4 separate regions of the Homo sapiens genome follow, and all the other regions are linked to region 4. Evidence: read pairs that join two places in POLR2A ChIA-PET (ENCODE). Cell type or tissue: OCI-LY7. All regions are shown on one strand.

Region 1 (5,000 bases), 91 kb before region 4:
AGGAATTCAAGATCAGCCTGGCCCATTTAAAAAACAACAACAACAAAAAAAAAGGAAGCAAAAACTTCATCTGTGTGGGGAAAAGGCAAAGGAAAAGCCCAAAATTTTAAACCCAAATTTCATAGTCAAAGACCATCAGAAAATTCATTCTTTTTTTTTTTTTTTGGAGACAAAGTCTCGCTCTGGCGCCCAGGCTGGAGTGCAATGGCACAATCTCGGCTCACTGCAACCTCCGCCTCCCAGGTTCAAGGGATTCTCCTGCCTCAGCCTCCTGAAGCTGGGATTACAGGTGCCTGCCACCACACCCAGCTAATTTTTTGTATTTTAGTAAAGATGGGGTTTCACCATGTTTCCCAAGCTGGTCTCAAACTCCTGACCTCAGGTGATCCACCCGCCTCGGCCTCCCAAGAGAAAATTCATTTTTATAGAAAAAAAAAGGCTGACTATATTACTACATTTCTATTCATAAACGTAGCATTTCCCAAAGACTCTTCTAAATAGTTTAAAGGAAAAAAAATTGGATATCCACGGTTAACATAAGCACAATTACTGCTTACTATATATCACCCTGGTATGAGTTACAATTGCATTCAGCTGCATGTCATAGAAACTTACCCATAGTAGTTTAAACAATCGGGGCTCTATTTTTCTACTAAAGCAACCAGTCCAAAGATAGAAACTCCAAGGCTGGTAGAGTAGTTGCAAGAAGCCATCAAGAACCCCTTCAATCTTTCTGATTTGCAACTCTTAGCGCTTGGCCTTCCTGGGACAAGATTGCTACATCCCCTTCATACAGGAAGGTGGGAAGGGAAATGGGAAAGTTGTGTGCCAGCCTCACAGATCCTGTTTATCAAGAAACCGAAGCTCTCCTGGAAGCCTCTGCCCTGCAACCACTTCTACTTATATTTCACTGGCTGCTACTGTGTCACCTTTGGCAACAGGGGAGTCTGGGGAGATGAGAATTTTTAACTATAATTTTTGCCACCCAGAGCAAAACCAGAATTCCATTAGATAAGAGAGACCATTTATCTTAGAAATTCAAAATACATATTTGATGTTAAGGGATCTGAGAACTGTGCAGTAAATAAACATGTTAAACTTTTTTTTTATACAGTATTTCTCAAAGTTATTTGAACATAAAATTCTTTATTTCCTTTGAACAGCCTGTTGAAACAGCATTTGGTGCAATTCATCCTGGGAAATGCTGCTTTGGGAACTAAAAGAAGAAAAAAAAATCTACTCCTATGAAATAGATTTTTTTTTTTTTTCTTTTTTTTCTTGAGACAGAGTCTCACTCTTTTCGCCCAGGCTGGAGTGCAGTGGTATGATCTTGGCTCACTGCAACCTCTGTCTCCTGGGTTCAAGCGATTCTCCTGCCTCAGCCTCCCAAGTAGCTGGGATTACAGGTGACCCCCACCACGCCCGGCTAATTTTTGTATTTTTAGTAGAGACGGGGTTTCACCATGTTGGTCAGGCTGGTCTGGAACTCCTGACCTTGTGATCCACCCACCTCAGCCTCGCAAAGTCCTGGGATTACAGGCATGAGCCACCGCACCCGGCCAAAATAATTGGTTTTCATATGTAGAAAGGGAAAGGAAATAGGTTGCGTTTAAGCAAGGGGTTCTGGAAATAAAATTGCTGAAGTGATAACAAAATTCTACAAGCAGGATCTGATATGTTTTTACTTTTTATGTAAAGTCACCATTCTAGTGAGAAAAATCCTTTATCTTTCCACTTTATGCTTTTACAGGTTGGGCCATACCCCCTTCTCCTCTTCACCATCCCTTCTCAACTCCTGAACTGTCATTTCCTTATGTAACTCCCCTCTGTTCTAACATTCCCCACTGGTCTTTAAATGTCCATTCCTGAGCTTCTCTAAGGTTTCACTCATTCTTTGCTTCAGCCTCTCATGCTTTAATAATTTTTCTTTCTCCTATTTTCATTTTTGTTTTCTTTTTATTCTCTCTTACATTCTTTAAGGTACACCAGCAACTCTTATTTTCTTAAAATACTACCAAAACAACCTAGGGCTTAGCATTTATTTACTGAGGCAGTCCCTTCTGCATATTTTGTATTCAATCTGTACAAAATGACTGTCCTTTGAAACCTCATGTTAGCTAAATGCTGTAACAAACAGACTCTAGTATTACTTCCAAGAATAAATGTGCATATTTATAGGGAAAAATCAAAACATAATTTTTCATTCTGATTCTAAAGCTTTCACAAGAAAGACATTTATCATATCCAGTTCCATTAAAATATTCACTTCTTTTAATCCACTTCAATGGTGAAAAGAAAAAGTAAATTACATTTTTCACATTTCCAAACACCATCCATTTCCATGACACACACAGGTATCTCCTTGCCAAGAAAAGTCAGTGGTTGTCTGTTTTGGAAGGGAAGTAAGAAAGTGGCATTTTTTATTTCCTGAAGAAAAAAAAATTAAATAGGTCAAATACATAAAACTTCCATGAAAAGAGCCACACTTCATTTCAGCCATTAAAGAAAAATGTGTTTAAATTCCCCAAAGGAACCCTATGCTCTACACTGGGAAAGGCTTATTCACTGCTGACTTTCAAGAACCAGACATGACTTATCACACCGTGTAACCAAGGCACTGAATGGAACTGAAACCCCAAGGAGTCTTCTTATCTTTCTGCTTTCTAGATACCAGGAAAAAAAAAGAAGCAGTTGAGATTATTCACTCTTCCAGTAAACAGGCCTCTAGAAAGTCAGAGGAATGGCTGGGTGCAGTGGCTTATGCCTGTAATCCCAACACTTTGGGAGGTTGAGGCAGGCAGATCACAAGGTCAAGAGATCAAGACCATCCTGGGCAACATGGTGAAACCCTGTCTCTACTAAAAAGTACAAAAATTAGCTGGGCATGGTGGCATGTGCCTGTAGTCCCAGCTACTCAGGAGGCTGAGGCAGAAGAATCACTTGAACCTGGGAGGCAGAGGTTGCAGTGATCCGAGATTGCGCCACTGCACCCAGCCTGGGCAAGAGACACTCAGGCTCAAAAAAAAAAAAAAAGAAAGAAAGTCAGAGGAACATGAAACACTCAAATGTCATAAAGAGCCTTTTCTTGCCAACTCTTGGTTATATGGATTTGCTATACTCTTTAGGGGCTGAAATTACTCATCCGAGAAGGCATAGCCAACTTGCCTCAAGGCAGAAATTTGGACAGCATCAATTTAGGTCCAGCAGAGCACTTCTCAAATTGCTTCCAAAGAGAAGACTGGCTCCTCCTAGCCAGCAGGGGAGCTAGAAGAACAATACAGCCACTCACCCCCATCATGCCTTTCAGTCCTGTCCAAAGTTCAAGCCCCTTCCTGCCCCCAGACCCCCGACCCTTTCCCACAATATCACACCCACAGTCCAAAACTTCCCTTGGATCCCCACCCTCCTACACCTTTGTACTGAACCTCTTGGGACCACCCTTCCCCCAACCTCTCTTCTTATCTTGGTTGAAACCTGGAACTCTTGATGGAAGCACATTGTAGCTTCTCCTTATTGCCCAAAGCTGTTTCCAATATAAGACTCCTCCACTCTTGGGTAAAATTTACCTCCATGTCTCTCAATCATTCTATCTCATTCGCTGAAGACCTTTTCCCCTGGTTCAGTCCTCCCTGAGTCACCAAGTCCAGCAGTCATTCCAAATGACCTTAGAATCCACCAAGCACACTGCCCAATTAGTTCCTTGACCTCATTCTGTAACCTCCTTCTTGGTGTTACTGTCTTCCTCCCAAAGACCTAGCGTGGCTTTCCCATCACTACTCAGAATGGCTCCAACTCTGACAGTACCTGCCAAACATCTCACTGCATTTCCTTTTGACCCTACGAACTCCTTCCCTGAGATCTCTCATGCCACCTCTCCCACCACACCAACTCTTCCATCTCTTCTGATGCTCCAATTTGCTAGCACCTCTATTTTCTTCTTCTCTGACAGGCCTCTTCTGTCTACATCTCCTTTCTCCTCCATCCTACATCAACTGCCCACTAACCAATGATCTCAACTCCCTCACACTCTCTTAAACACTCACTCAACCAAATCCCAACCCCAGATCCTTCTACCTATCACCTTCTCTGTTCCTCTCCTCAGGATACTCAACACCAAGGAGAAAACCACACAACCATTAACAGCAGATGGCATAACAGATTCAGGGGCTCCATTCTGGACACCCTCAGAGCTGTCCAGCAAACCTGTTGAGCTCTCTTTCCATTCCCCTCAGAAGTTTTTGTGGGGTTTTTTGTTTGTTTGTTTGTTTAGATAGAGCCCACTTTGTCGCCCAGGCTGGAGTGCAGTGGTGCGATCATGGCTCACTGCAGCCTTGACCTCCTGGACTCAAGTGATCCTCCCACCTCAGCCTACCACGTAGCTGGGACTACAGGCACACGCCAACTCACCCAGGTAAGTAGAAATGGGGTTTCACTATGCTGCCCAGGCTGGTCTCGAACTCCTAGGCTCAAGTGATCCTCTGTCTCAGCCTCCTAAAGTGCTGAGACTACAGGTGTGAGCCAACATGCCTGGCCAGAGGCTTTTTCAAACCTCCTCGACTTTGCCCAAGCCTCAGGGTCCACCATCAACCCTTCCTCTAACTCCACTCTCAGACGATAACCTCACCTCCTACTTTACAGAGAGTAAAGCAAGAACGCCTTCAACTTCCTGCCCACCCTCAAACTCACCTTCATCTGTATCCATCAATGTCTTCCTTCCCATTCAGTGGATAAATGTCCTTCCTCCTGCTTCAGATCAACATGCATCCCAGCTCAGAACTCTATCCACACTAGACTTCCCAGGCATTTGCTCTACTACATTAATGCTCTCTTATGCTCTCACACTTCCCTCTCTTTTCAGTTTAATGTGCCAAGACTCTCTCATCCTTTTTTTTTTTTTTTTTTGAGACAGAGTTTCACTCTGTCGCCCAGGCTGGAGTGCAGTGGCACAATCTTGGCTCACTGCAACCTCCACCTCCCAGGTTCAAACGATTCTCCTGCCT
Region 2 (5,000 bases), 81 kb before region 4:
AGTTCTTTAGAAACAACACTTAATATATGAATAATATTTCATCAGATAGATAAAGCATAACTTTATTAACTATTCCCCAATTTAGGCTGTTGCATATTTTCTGTGGTCATAAATAACACAGCAATGAACATTTTCATGAATTATTTCTTCTGCACTTCTTTGATTACTATTTTAGCATATCTTACAACAAGTAGAATCACTGCATCAAACAATATAACCATTGCTAAGGCTGTTGATAAAGATTACCTATTTGTCTTCCATAAAAGTCATACCAATCTATATTTCTACCAGCAAAAATAAGCAGCTTTTTTAAATGTAAAAATAAATTAATTATATAATCATAAAATATAAAAGAACAGCTTCCAAACTGGTAAACCATGTGTTAGCAATTATCTTTTCTATTAAATGATGTGGCCAGGCTAGATGAACTAAGGTTCAAGACATCTAGGAAAATGTCAAGTTTTCAAATGGCAATCCATATTTTAAACTAACAGGCCTGCTAAAGCATGGATATATTTACATATGGACATGTGGAGAGAAAGATTTATGTAAAACCACCACCTTCCTGATAGCTGTCCCCATCCCTAAATTTTCCCTTTGTCCTTTTTATACAAGCCTGAATAGACTAAGGACAACTCTAATGCCTATAATACATAATGCCTATAATACAGTGCTGTGGCACTGACTCATCTCCTTGGAGACACCTTCTTCCCAGCACATCCATCAGCCAATCTGGTTGCTTCACATGAAAAGAGTGGGTACAGGAGTTAAGGTTGCAGTGAGCTATGATTGCACCACTACATTCCAAACTGGGCAACAGAGCAAGACCCCCTCTCTTTAAAAAAAAAAAAAAAAAAAAAAAAAAAAAAAAAAAAAGGCCAGGCACAGTGGCTTATGCCTGTAATCCCAACATTTTGGGAGGCTGAGGCGGGCAGATCCTGAGGTCAAGAGATTGAGACCATCCTGGCCAACATAGTGAAACCCCGTCTCTACTAAAAATACAAAAATTAGCTGGGCGTGGTGGCACACATGTGTAGTCCCAGCTACTCGGGAGGCCACGGCAGGAGAATCACTTGAACCTGGGAGGCAGAGGTTGCAGTGAACCAAGATTGCACCACTACACTCGAGCCTGGCGACAGAGCAAGACTCCGTCTCAAAAAAAAAAAAAAAAAAAAACAGGAAGGAACAAGCCATGCTAACAAAAGGGGTGCCAGGGTCATTTTGGGAGGAGAAAATTACCTAAAATTCCCTCCCTCATCAGCAAACAAGGCGTCAAATTCCTGCCACTAGGACTCTGGTCCAAAGTTACAGTCCCCAAAGTCAACACCAGTGACATGGGGCTCCCAAAGTCACCACAAATATGCTCTAGGGACACTATCTGGACCGGAAGCCTCAAAACAAAAGTCAGTCAGTGACATACGATCCAGCCCTCAAGCCCACTTGCTTTGACCAGAATCAGGCTTTGGTTTGTTCATTGTTTTTATTTTTGGCTTTAAAAATTGTTTTGAATCAGTTGACAATCTTTAAAAATTAAGACAGCTTCTCACACAAATCTACATCTCTAGTTTCTCTTGCAATATCCAAGGATCTCAACATGGGGTCCATTCACTACACGGCAACCATAGGCCATAGCTGAGAAGCAGCTGCCCTGTCAGATGTGATGCACTCTCAGGTCTCCATGCTCCCACCTTCTCCAGACGCTCAGGATGCCAAAGCAGAGGTCAGCAGCCCTTGACCAGAGGGGTTTATACTGCTTTTCTGACACCCTTGTTTCTGTGACACAGCCTGAGACCTGGAGAATATTTGAGCCTGTGACCCCTGGTCTGGTACGAATAACGTATCATGCATACAAATAGGGTTACTGGCCAAACATCTGCAGATCCTATTATGACTAAAAAAATCCAAACTACTTAAGGCATTACTCAATTCAGAGAACCTCTTGCCATTAGGGATTGCCTGAATCAACAGACACTACTAAGTTTTGGTTTATGCTTTTTTTTTTCTGAGATGGGTTTCACTCTTGTTGCCCAGGCTGGAGTGCAATGGCATGATCTCGGCTTACTGCAACCTCCGCCTCCCAGGTTCAAGTGATTCTCCTGCCTCAGCCTCCTGAGTAGCTGGGATTACAGGCACGTGCCACCATGCCCGGCTAATTTTTGTATTTTTAGTAGAGACAGGGTTTCACCACGTTGGCCAGCTGGTCTCGAACCCCTGATCTCAGGTGATCCACCCCCCTCAGCCTCCCCAAGTGCTAAAATTATAGGCGTGAGCCACTGCACCCAGCCACTACTAAGTTTTTTAATGAAAAGGGGGAACTCAAGTTTTTTACTTTTTCAATAATAACAAAAAAATTAGAAATCAATTAAGAATTTAAGAAAAATTAAGAATTTTATTAAGTTGTTTTTTATCAAAAAAAAAAAAAACCCTTGTATTAAGAAAAATTAAGAATTTTTTAAGTCGTTTCCTTCCTGACTACTATGTACAAAATATTAGGCTTCTATTGAAGCAATGACATAATGATGAGTAAGACCCTGCCTGGGCCCTTGCAGGCAGATGGCGGACAGCGTGTGAACAGAGCAATTGCGGGAGGCACAGCGGTAAAGGTAATGGCATCCACCTGCGAAAAGCACAAGAGCCCTCAGGAGGTGACAGGAAGCCTTTATCAAAGGACAAGGCATCTGCCCGGCTAAGGAGAGGGAACAAGAAGCAAGGCTATGACACAAGTTCAAGGTGGAGCTGGGCTTTGGTCCCATTCTAGCAGAGCTGAGACTTCCTTTGGAGGTCACAGGAAGTCACCCAAGAGTTTTTAGTGTTGCATGCTTTAGAAAAGTTACCATGGAGATGGTGTTGAGGTGCCTAGAAGAAGAGGAGCTTGGGCTCAGGGAGGCCTTAAGAAGATGATCGTGGGAGTCCAGACCAGATGCAAGGAGCATCGAAACAAAGACAAGGGCAGGAGGAGCAGACCAGAGAGGCAGCTACGGCTCAGTGGCTGTTAGATACTGACAAATGAGACGAGCAGTTATCAGAAGAGACAAAGGCAGGAGGGAGCAGACCAGAAAGGCAGCTATGCCTCAGTGGCTGGTTAGATACTAGAGAACGAGACACAGCAGTAATCAGAATGATTCACTAAATTTCAGGCTCTGACAACTCAGTGGACATCAGAAACACTGGGCCAACACAAAAAATAAAGGATGGGGAGCAGTTACTGGAAGGTAAGGGTGAGTAGGGGAGACATAGAGACCAGGATCCCATCTGCAGAAGTGTAGCAGCTCTGGATCTAGGCACGAACAAGGTCAACCCTCGGCCCAGGCTGTCCCTAAGCACACAGCACATCACCAAAGCTGGAGGTGCCAATTCCTCCACCCAACTCAGCTGAACAGCAGTTCCCACAGCATCACTAAGGCTGAAAAATTGGAATGCTATCCTCCTCACAAAGGCGGAAGCATGCTTTGTCCTCTGCCTGCCTATAGCGAGTGTCCAAATTACCAATGGCAGATCTTACACCAACATCAGAAGTCCCCTACCAGCTCCTCTTGGCCTCTGCATATGCCACCTTCCCCTACTCCACAATTCCTGCGACAGCACTGAGAAGGTACTCAGGCAGGGCATGGGGTTGGGAGGTTTGGTGGAAGTCTAAAGATGACCAACACATGAAACAAGCCCTCAAAAGAACCTAACAGATCACGGAAGACTCCTGTGGAAACACTCCACACGCTGAGCACAGTATGACAGGCTGGAGGAGAAAAATAGATAAAGAATCTGTGTTAGGTCATATTCCCTGGAGGCAGAGCCTGATGTGGCGACTCCTATGCAAATGAGTGCTTGAGGAAGTGCTCTCAGGATCCGGAGAAACTGGAAGAAGGTGAGGGAAACTGCATAGGAGTTGAGATAAGCCCAGCCTCCGTCTGATCCCACAAAAAGCTCTGAAGTAAACTGTACAAAGTTTGTGCTGCCAGGAAGCAGGGGATTGGGTTTGATACTCCCAATCGTTGACTTCACTAAGTGATGTCAGTCACTGGGTACAAGGTCACACCAGAGTGGAGGATGCAGGTTACCTCCCAGTCACCTCCAGGCTAGAGGGTTCCTCCCCTGCAGGGCAGAATCTTCCAGTGAAAGGTACAGGCATGAAGTATTAGCAGCTAACTCCCTCAATTAGTCAAGGGCTGGGTGCCCTGACCCAGTAAAGGGGATCTGTGCAGGGCACCAGCAACATCCACAATGGACAGAGTCCATTCTAGAAGTCCAGCAGAACAATATACATGCAGGGAAAGAGGGAAGGGCCATTCATCATTATGAGTCTTTTCATCTTTCCATCTCTCTGGAAACCATCCAGGAAGTTAAAAAACTCATCTGTACAAGGTGGTTGAGCACCTCTGAAAAGCCTTGAGCATGGAGTATAATTTTACAACCCAGACTGAAGGCTTACCTCCCAAGTAACTGGGTTTATTGTTCCCTATTGCAAGCAGCAGCCTGCAGTTCCACCTACCTTCTGCCTAAGAGCACTTTAGCCTCAGAGTGAATCTCCACGACCACACTCGAGCAATAAACGGGCAGTCATCCTCCGTCATATAACTAACAACTTTCCTCCAATTTTTATGGTGCTTTTTATGCTGACTTTATAAAGTTTCACGTTTTACTTTCCAGATTTCATCGTGTGCATTCAATGCACCCCAGGAGTGTTGCTAAGCAGTTTTAATTTTCCAAGAAGTATTTCTTTGCCTTTCCTTTCCACTAAAGCATAGCTAAGAAATTGGAAAAGGCCCCCAAATCAAGTTTTCTGTACAGTGTGTACAATCTGGACCAAGACATTCAAGAAGGAATTGACTTAAGGAGAACTTCAGAATCATGGCTGGAGCCCCCACCATCCATGATGGAGTTAGAGAGTACCTCTATGGTAATGCAGGGCCAAATAAGTAAATTCCAGAGTAGCGAAATTAACTTTGTAATAAAAGACTATTTGATTATTCAGAGAAAAGGGAGCAGGTGTTTGGTAAGGTGCC
Region 3 (5,000 bases), 200 kb before region 4:
CTTGTGACATTTAAAAACTAAAGCCAGACGCATGCTAACTCAAGCAGCGGCAAGACCCTAGTCGAGGAGTCTCATTCTGTGTGACACGGAGGAAGAGCCCTGCCACTTTCTCTAAGAGGAAAGCAAACTGGTCTGTACCCAAGTAAGCTGCAGAGCAAAAAACCTCAGCACTCAAAGGAAGTAGGCAACCAAAACCACCATCATTTATTTGAGAGTCTGTTCTCTATAACAGCTGCAGAGGATGACAGGGATACTAAGGATCTGGGATCCCCAAACTGATGACTTCTCAGTGCATCAAAAGCGAAATTTAAACATAACCTCGCCTCACTTTTATAAGGCACAATTAAAGAGTTTTCATTGTCACAAATGATCCTATTTCCCCAGAGAAGGCTGGCAAAGCCTGTTTTATTTCCATTTTACAGGTGTAGAAACTGAGGTTCGGGGCTGTCAGAAGACTTGCTCTTAAACAAGTCTTCTGACTTCAAGGACAGTATTCTTTTCACTACCCAACCCTCCCCTTGGAGTGTGTCTATGAGGGGAAGCAGGAGAGGAGAGAAAGAAAGTGAAGCAGGGCAGAAAACAGGGGGTATCTGCGTTATGTCTAGCACTTCCTGAGTTTCAAAACACCCAAAGTTATTTTCTTATTATCCATGAGGTTTGGCCTAGTCTTTGCTATGAGCGTGGATTTAACTGTACTTCATTTACATCCATATTTTTGTAGGCTTGCTTTCTCTGCTTTCCGAGTTCTCAGAGTAGTCTCCTAACAATTCACTTAACCTAAGAAATAGGAACAATTAACTTTTTTTAAACCAGGAAGGACCGTCACAGCCGTGTGGCTGGGAGGTTTGCTGCTGGTCCTCTCTCCATAAATCAAGACGGCGCAAAGGAAGAGGAGTCGGCAGAGCGACTGTCACAGCCCCCAACTCCCCGGGGCTGCTTAACCTAGTAGGAGAGCAAAGCCTACCTCTCTGACTTCGTGAAGCTGGCCGGAATACTGACTCTTGGCTCTTCGGGCGGCTGCAGGCGACTTGTGATGCGTGATTGTGACAACACCGGGGGCCCCCACACTGAGGTGTCTCTGGCTACAGGGAGACGCAGAATTGGGTGTTCCATGTGGGAGCAAAGTGAGACTTCGGCTTCGGGAGCTTGGAGCACTCTAGAATAAGCAACAGGTGTCAAAACTCAACAACTGACCTGCAGAACACAACTAAGTGTTGGCTTCTATTCATTTTGGACCTCTTCATCTTTCCCCTTCCTCTCTTTAGGGAGCTGAAGGTATGAAGGAGGTATAACAACACTGCATGCCCAAATCCCACAGATACTCACTGAACTGCCCTTCCTTAGCTGCCCTTCTGGTTTCATCTCCAATTGTGCTTCCTGTCCTACGCTATGGCCATGAACAGCTATTCAAAATCCTGCCCCCCACCGTCCCCGACCCACACACCATGGACGCTCATGGAGCTCTGCCTCTCTACCTATTATTTCCTGTTCCTAGAATGCCCTTCCTCTGTGGCTGGTCAGCCTCTGCTGAACCTTCAAACTCAGCATGGTGTTCTCTGCTCTGTGAAGCATCTCCCTGGCTTTCTCGGCCTCTCTGCTGCTCTTATTCCACTGCATCAAGATTATATTGATTATCCAGTTACTTTCTTAAGAGATGCTTTCATGCTCATCTTTATATCCCCAAGGCCTGGCACATCACAATTGTTTAATTTATTAAGTGCTTAATAATGTCATCTATATGCACGAACTAAGCTGTCCACCAAGTATTCCTCATTTGTTAGTCCAGTGTTTACATTTCATCCTGTGGTAATATATAATCCAAATTACAATCTAGTTTATGATAAAGATGGCATCTCAACTTAGTGGAGATGAATTTTTCAGTAAATGTTGGGATAACTGGGAAGCCATCTGAATAACAAAGCTGGATTCATCTCTCAGATCACAGATCTCGAATGGATCAAAGATTTAAGAAAAACAAACAGTACTAGAAGAAAACACATAACCATGGGCCTAACACTTTGAAATCCAAAAGCTATACCACAAAAGCTTAGCCGGGTGCGGTGGCTCACACCTGTAATCCCAGCACTTTGGGAGGCCAAGGCGGGCAGATCACCTGAGGTCAGGAGTTCAAGACCAGCCTGACCAACATGGAGAAACCCCATCTCTACTAAAAGTACAAAATTAGCCAGGCATGGTGGCACATGCCTGTAATCGCAGCTACTCAGGAGGCTGAGGCAGGAGAATCACTTGAACCCAGGAGGCGGAGGTTGCAGTGAGCCGAGATCGTGCCATTGCACTCCAGCCTGGGCAACAAGAGCGAAACTCCGTCTCAAAAAAAAAAAAAGAAAAGAAAAAAGAAAAGCTTGATAAATTTGATCACCTAAAAACTGGAAATTTCTGCAAAGGAAACAAACAGACCAACAAAATACCCCACTACGACCACCAGCAAAGCCCAACTATAAACTAGGAAAAATGTAGAGCTGGAAATAATTATTAAAATGGGCCAAGGTATGAAGACAGCTTACAAAAAAAGAAATATAAATGGCTTTTAACACATAGGAAAATATGTTCAACTGTACTCAGAAGATAAATGTAAATTCAAACTACTTTAGATAACCATCTTTCACTCATCAGATTGGCAAAAATTCAAAAGTCTGAGTACACAATCTGTCAACAGGGCCACAGAGAAACGAGTTTGTGGAGGTAAAAAAGGTGGCAAAACCCTGAGAACAGCAATCAGCAGACCCATCACAGATACAAACACATCTCCCCCTGGCTCCAGCAATCCCGTGTCTGGGAATGTATCCTCCAGACATACCTGCAGCTGGGTGAAATGCTATATGTCCCTGTTAGTCACCGCAGCACTATGCCTGATGGCAAAGGACAGAAAACAACCCAAATGTCCGTCAGCATGGGACAGGTTAAATAAATTATGGTACATCTATGTAATGGAATACTACCAAGCTGTAAGAGAATAATGAGAGAGGTCTCTATGAATTGATCTGGAAATATCTCTCAGCTATACAGTTAAGTGAAGGAAGGCACATAATTGATCTATAGTATGCAAAATATAGCTTTTCCAACATGAGGTAAATAAGTATTTTTGTTATTTAGCTTGTTGAAAATTATTTGTTTAAAACAAACATACTGTGGAAGGATACATATAAAACTATAAAGTGGCTGCTTATTTGTGGAGAAGCAGGGAATGAGAGGATAGAAACAGTGAAGAGGGGAGATTTTTTCACTGTCTACTTTTTATATTCTTTCACTTTGAACTATACGTATGTATTCCCTATTGAAAACATTTTAATTTTGCATAAAATTTACATTCTAATTGTTCCTATACTTCATCTCAGCTTGAGAAAAGGCAAGTTAGATAATGTGGAAATCATCTAGTTCCTACAGTTCAAACATTTACTGAATACCTACTATGTGCCTAGGAAAATATCTACTGTGTAGTGTCAGGAAGAAAACAAAATGTATGAGACAGTTTTTCACCATAGATACCTATAATATTGCTGGGGATGTAAGATGCACATATACAGAGACAGACGGAGGGAAACATACACAGATGCACACTTACAAGATGGTGCATAACAGGGGCTAATTTGGCAATACAGCCAGAAAATGTCAAAGAAGTGAGCTCATCTCATCACGGCAGGATGTTCCAAGGGTGATGGGCCTGAAGCCTGAGTAGGCTTTGGGAAGCTAGACAGGCAAGGCAGCACACTACATAGCAACCCAACAGTCTGGATACCCTAGGTAGTCTTAGCCTCAGGCCTCGGCTAACAGGCACAGCTCTAAAAACTGTTAAATGTTAATGATCCATCGTTTTACAGATCACCAGGGGATGAAGGAGTGGGGCGAGAGCCAGGGTAGAAATCAGAGTTTGGGTTTACCTTGAAATACCGCAGATTGTAAAGATTCTCTGGATTTGACTTGGACATAATGAATTGGAATGCAGATAAAGATAGGAAATAACCATATAATAATCACCTACTTTCAGCTTCAATCTTTTCACTTGGAGAGTAGAGGGAGAAAGAGGATATTTCTTTAATAACAGTAAATTTGCCTAAGTATTAAGAGTCCACTGAAATATATTTTGACTGTCAGCGAGGCTTATTCCAGTCCAGGAAAAGGCAGATTTTTCCCTGGGCTTTGAAGCCAGACAGATAAGTTTCATTCTTCATACACACACCTCTATCCCCCCACTCCTCCCCTACCAAACCCCTGCTCTTGCCATGTGATCTGGGGTGAGTTATTTAAGTTTTCTCATTAAACATCAATTTCCTAATCTTTAAAAAGAGAAATAATAATATTGACCCTTAAAAGTCACCATGAAGTTTAAATTAGATTATGCATATACAATACTTAGCACAGTGCCTGACATGCAGAAGCTGCATGGACAAAGTTTGTTTCTTAATATCACTGAAAACTTGAACAATGAAAACCTTATGGATTTTTAAAATGTTAAGAAGTTGCTTAGCACAAAATCATAAGCAGTCGCTGAGTCACTGACCTTCTTATTTTCTACAAGGTCAGACTGGTCAGAAGCCCAAAACATAATTAAATACTTACAGGGTCAGCCATTAAATATCAAGATTGTAGGGAAAACACGCACACGCACACGCACACACACACACACACACACACACACACACACTCTCTCTCTCTTCTAATTCTGAGTAGAAATGAGGACTCTTCAGAAATCAGTGAGGAAGACAGCTCTGGCAATAGACACCTTTGCCTGTAGCAGTATCACCATGAATGGCAATAAATCAGATTCACCCAAGAGCAAAATTATTCCACGGTGGATGTCTAAAACCATGATCGTAATTACTTAATGGCTGTCATTTGAATTTACAAGCAGTAACTTTGAGTCAAAAAACCTTTAATTTTCCATTAACTGGGGATTTTCACAGTGTAATTCACATCCATGCCTTCTTTCAGGATAAACATGAGCAAAAAAGTCTTACCCTTCATAAATCCCACAGGTAATC
Region 4 (5,000 bases):
AGTTCTAGATTTGTGTTTTTGTGAATTTCTTCCAATTTTCTACATAAAGGATTATATCATCTGTGAATTTAAAAAGTCCTACTTCTCTTTTGCAACATGGATGTCTTTTTTATTTTTGGCCTCATTATACTGGCTAGAACCTCCAGTATATAGCTGAACAGAAGTGGTGGGAGTAGACAGTCTCACCTTGTTCATGATCTTAGGAGGAAAACATTCAGTCCTACACCATTAAATATGATATTAGCCCTAGGTTATTTGTAGATGCCTTTATCAGAATGAGGAAGGACCCCTCTATCTTGTTTGATGAGGGTTTTTATCATGAATTGGTGCTGAATTTCTTCCAATGTTTTTTCTGCATCTGTGAAGATGATCATATCAGTTTTGACTTTTATTAATATGGTATATCACATTAATTGATTTTTGAATGTTAATTCAACCTTGCATTTCTGGGATACAGGAATATTGCATTTCTTGGGATATTATTGGTCATGGTATATGATCCTTTTTTTATGTTGCTGACCTTGGTTTGATAGGATTTTATTAAGAATTTTGGGGCCTATGTTCATGAGGAATATTGGTCTGTAGTTTTCTCTTCTCATGTCATCTTTGGCTTTTGTATCAGGTTAATGCTGCCCTCATTGAATGAGCTGGGAAGTGTTCCTTCCTCCTCTATTTTCTGAAAGAACTTGTAAGCTACTAGTATTTGTTATTTAAATATTTGATAGCATTCACTAGGGAAGTTATTTGGGCATGAGCATTTCTTTGTGGGAAGCCAGTTCAATTTCTTTACTTGTAGGTCTATCAAGCTTTTCTATTTTTTCCAAGCCAGTAATTTACATCTTCCTAGGAATTTGTCTAATTCATCTGCTGTCTAACAGTTATTCATAATATTCCCTTACAATTCATTTTACTTCTATAAGGTCAGTAGTAATGTCCTCTCTTTCATTCCTGATTTTGTGTCTCTTCTTTTCTTGGTCTAGCAGAGCCATCAGGCTTTCTTGAGTATCCGCTGCACACACACACAGACTCCATCAGCCAGGGTTGTGTGGATGGCTCAGACCTGCTCTGGTCTTTGCTATACATGCCAAAGTCTCTGGCTAAACATGATATATGGAGCCTTTATATATACAGACATAGATAGATAGATAGATAGATAGATAGATAGATAGATAGATAGATGATAGATAGATAGATAGATAGATAGATAGATAGATGATAGATAGATAGAGATAGAGATAGAGACAGAGATAGAGATAGAGATATATAGATTTTTTTTTGAGACAGGATCCCACTCTGTGCCCCAAGCTGGGGTGCAATGTCACAATCATAGTTCACTGTAACCTTAAACTGCTAGGCTCAGTGGTCCTCCTGCCTCAACCTCCCAAGTAGCTAGGACTACAGACATGAGCCACCATGCCCAGCTAACTTTTTGAATTTTATATAGAGATAGGGTCTCACTGTGTTGCCCAGGCTAGTTTCAAACTCCTGGTGTCAAGCAATCCTTCTGCCTCCCAAAGCAGTGGAATTATAGGTTCATGTGACCATGCCCGGCTAAGCCATAATATTCTTTGAGGAATGTCTTTCTTCTTACTATAGCTGGAGGACTGTTAGCTTCAACTTACAATCCAGATTGATATGATTAAAGGAACCCTTAAAGGAACTATATGGTTCTAAAAAAACCCTAAATGTATATTGCAACAGGATGCCTCCTACCACACACAGCAATGGCCGGGAGAGAAAGACGCAGAAAACCCTACCGTTAATATCTGCATTACCTTTTGCCTAGTGAACCAAGAGAGATCTGGGGAAATGACCGCCATACTAACGCTCTCTTTGTTTCAAAATAGCCCACACAGCTGCATTTTGCAGGTGGTGAACAGCTTTTACTACTTTTAGTTGAGACAGCTCTAAGCTGAGGAAACGGGCATGAACTGCAGTTCCCCATAGAGCCCACTTCACTTCCTCAGAAACAGCCCTCCATCCTGGGCCAAAGATGCCTGCACTGGCATCCATACAGATTTGCACAGTCACCATCTCCTCACCCTCAGAAAGTCTGTTCTCACTCAGAGAGGACATAACTTTGAATGCTAGGACCCTAGCTTGCTAAATAACAGCCGTGGCCAGTGGAGGAGTCATTTATTACTTTTTTTTTCTTTTTTTTATTATTATACTTTAAGTTCTGGGATACACGTGCAGAACATGCAGGTTTGTTACATAGGTATACACATACCATGGTGGTTTGCTGCACCCATCAACCCATCATCTACATTAGGTATTTGCCCTAATGCTCTCCCTCCCTTTGCCCCCGACCCCCTGACAGGCCCCAGTGTGTGATGTTCCCCTCCCTGTGTCCATGTGTTCTCACTGTTCAACTCCCACTTATGAGTGAGAACATGCGATGTTTGGTTTATTAATCTTAAAAATGCGAATACTATATCTTGGCTATAATTATGTAGGAAAACAATGAAATATGGGTCAGAAGATGCAGATCAAATTCATAAATGCTAACTGAAGTGATGGCACAGAGAAGGGGAGAGGAATGGGATTGAGGTGATGATTCAAGGGGACATTAGCTTTATCCATAATGTTTTATATTCATCAAAGAAAAGACTAGGAGCAAATAAGACAAATGTTAACAATTAATAATTCTTGATGTTGGAAATAAGTGTTTGCTAAACTTTTCCAATTATTTTTCAGTAAGTTTAACTCAAAATCATTTTTAATTAATCAATAAAATTGAATGTGTTCAGATTTTATTTTTATTTTTTATTTTAACAGACAGGGTCTCACTATGTTGCCAGGCTATTTATGGCTATGAATAGCCACTACAGACTCAAATTCCTGGGCTCAAGTGATTCCCTTGCCCAAGTCCCCAGAGTAACTGGGACTACAGGTGCACATCACTGTGCCCAGGTTTGCATGTGTTAGGGGCAGGGGTGTTCAGACTTTAAGCAAGAAATGGAGGTCACCCTTCAGACTCCACAATTTAGCTTTTCTCAAAGCAAGAGAAGACCTTGAGCTTCTTCCTTCTTGATCTTTCCTGATAGAGGAATGGAGAGACTGGAACAACTGTCTCCAATACATTCACTGCCTTGGTCTTTTCAAAATAACTAGCCATTGGGTTCTGGAAGTGAGTGCCACCTGGAAATGAGGAAAACATTGAGAACTTCTTTCTTGTTCATGATGGCCCTAACACTTCATTGAGTCCTCTCTTAAGATGGCATCTTTCAACCCCCATCTCAGGCCAGAGCTCTTGTTGCTCCTGCTAAAGGAGGAGGACATACACATGTGCATACTCATAGATATAAATGTATGTGTTACAGACATAAATGTGTGCCTGTCAACTTGGTCTTCATGTCAAATGTACTGAGGATCAGTCAAAATGTCTGAGAACCACTATACTAAGGAACTCAAACATAAAAGGCCAAATCAGAAATCATTATTTCATTCACTTTCTTCTCTCTAAACTTTCAAAACATTTCCTCTTGCATTTTCTCTATCTCAGTAAACAGTACTACCACCCAACCCAATTGCTTAAACCAAAGACCAGAAGTCATCTTGGCTCTTTACTTCAACCTTTAAATCCCAGCCATCAATCACAGAATAGATAATAGTATGCATCACAAGTATTGATTTGTAAAATCTGTGTTTTGGATACATACATACACATATACACACACAATATACACATCAAATTGCAATATGAAACTGATTTCTCCTCTTTTCTTAAATAGGAAGAAATGTTACAAAGAGGTGGGTTTTACATTTTATGCTCTTTAAGGAGTTTGGAAACTTCTGGTATCCATAGACTCTCTTGCTCTCCTGTTTTATATTTTAACTTGTTTGGTATCCTCTTCATTTTTGTCATCTTTCCTTTTCTATGGCTAAGAAATCTGCCCCTTTTGTGAGAAATAATTGATGGAAGGTAGAAGAAAAGAGAGAACATGGAAGGTTTGAATATTTGTCCCCTCCAAAACTCATGACTCTAATCTCTAAGATTATTTCAAACATCTACTTACAGATATTGTTACAGTAGGTAGCTAGTCAGGACACACACACACACACACACACACACACACACACACACACACACACACACACACACACACACCAGGAATGTTGGGTGGCCATCAGGTGATGGTCAGGCTGTTGTTAACTGCCCTGCTACGGTAATAATTGGTCACAGCCGGCACCAGTGAAAGGCAGCCTCATAATAGGTAACACCTGAAACTGGTGATCAGCAGTTTCCTGATAAGCTCTCAGGAGTTAGGTAAGTGGGATGAAAGAAGAAATTCAAGACCCCAGAAGTATGCCAACATATAAAACCCCAGGTCAAAAGGTCAAACCACACACTTGCCTTTCAGGTTGCCTGCCAGGCCCTCTTCCAAGTGTACTTTCCTTCCTTTCATTCCTGTTCTAAGGCTTTTTAATTTTATTTTATTATTATTATACTCTAAGTTTTAGGGTACATGTGCACAACGTGCAGGTTTGTTACATATGTATACATGTGCCATGTTGGTGTTCTAAGGCTTTTTAATAAACTTTCACTCCTGCTCAGAAACTTGCCCCAGTCTCTCCTTCTGCATTATCCCCCTCAGTGAAATCCTTTCTTCTGAGGAGGCAAGAATTGAGGTTGCTGCAGACCTGTACAGATACGGATATGTTCTGCCGGTAACAATATGAGCAAGGCAAACCCTAATGCAAGTCTCGCAATCATGAATCAACATCATGTTCTTATAAAGGCCATTGATATACTTCACTGACCTAGTGTTTCCTCTTAGGGAGTTCAGCTTGACTACCAAGGAATCTAATACTCATGAAAAGAGAGCCAATAAAAATAAGATGAAAATGCATCATCTCACTGTAACCAATGTCCATTCCCTAGAGGGGAAAATATCTCAGGTAGAGCCAGAGAAACCACGTAAAGACACATAGTTTTTATTTGCCACATAATGGGGCACAGGACAGTGATTGCAGCTTCTTTATGTCTCTCATAGCTC

Evidence for each region. Peaks named below come from ENCODE experiments on the same cell type or tissue, not always from the same donor. Only the 100,000 strongest peaks of a DNase experiment are listed, where the experiment ranks them.
Region 1: POLR2A ChIA-PET joins it to region 4 with 5 read pairs; 1 of 35 experiments calls an interaction of 5 or more read pairs at or near these places.
Region 2: POLR2A ChIA-PET joins it to region 4 with 6 read pairs; 1 of 35 experiments calls an interaction of 5 or more read pairs at or near these places.
Region 3: POLR2A ChIA-PET joins it to region 4 with 5 read pairs; 3 of 35 experiments call an interaction of 5 or more read pairs at or near these places.

Annotation. Positions count from the first base shown.
Region 1 is chr3:31,934,261-31,939,260 of GRCh38, forward strand. All of the region lies in intron 1 of OSBPL10 (oxysterol binding protein like 10), which reads right to left. Among named protein-coding and RNA genes, the nearest start is that of OSBPL10, 45 kb to the right of the region's middle. In OCI-LY7, CTCF peaks have their summits at 3,238 and 3,444; a DNase peak (open chromatin) is centred at 645; H3K4me3 peaks cover 1,256 bases; H3K27ac peaks cover 4,958 bases.
Region 2 is chr3:31,943,995-31,948,994 of GRCh38, forward strand. The region is part of intron 1 of OSBPL10 (oxysterol binding protein like 10); the gene reads right to left. Among named protein-coding and RNA genes, the nearest start is that of OSBPL10, 35 kb to the right of the region's middle. RefSeq lists enhancers at 2,332-2,934, 2,935-3,536. In OCI-LY7, no CTCF peak of the experiment used is centred here; DNase peaks (open chromatin) are centred at 1,277, 1,377, 2,647, 3,787 and 5 weaker places; H3K4me3 peaks cover 4,201 bases; H3K27ac peaks cover 5,000 bases.
Region 3 is chr3:31,829,076-31,834,075 of GRCh38, forward strand. OSBPL10 (oxysterol binding protein like 10) reads right to left here. Exons shown (of 12, transcript NM_017784.5): 4 at 965-1,156. Among named protein-coding and RNA genes, the nearest start is that of OSBPL10-AS1, 130 kb to the left of the region's middle. In OCI-LY7, no CTCF peak of the experiment used is centred here; no DNase peak of the experiment used is centred here.
Region 4 is chr3:32,024,879-32,029,878 of GRCh38, forward strand. It overlaps a transcript of OSBPL10 not described here. Among named protein-coding and RNA genes, the nearest start is that of ZNF860, 46 kb to the left of the region's middle. In OCI-LY7, no CTCF peak of the experiment used is centred here; DNase peaks (open chromatin) are centred at 1,043 and 1,883; H3K4me3 peaks cover 1,539 bases; H3K27ac peaks cover 3,738 bases.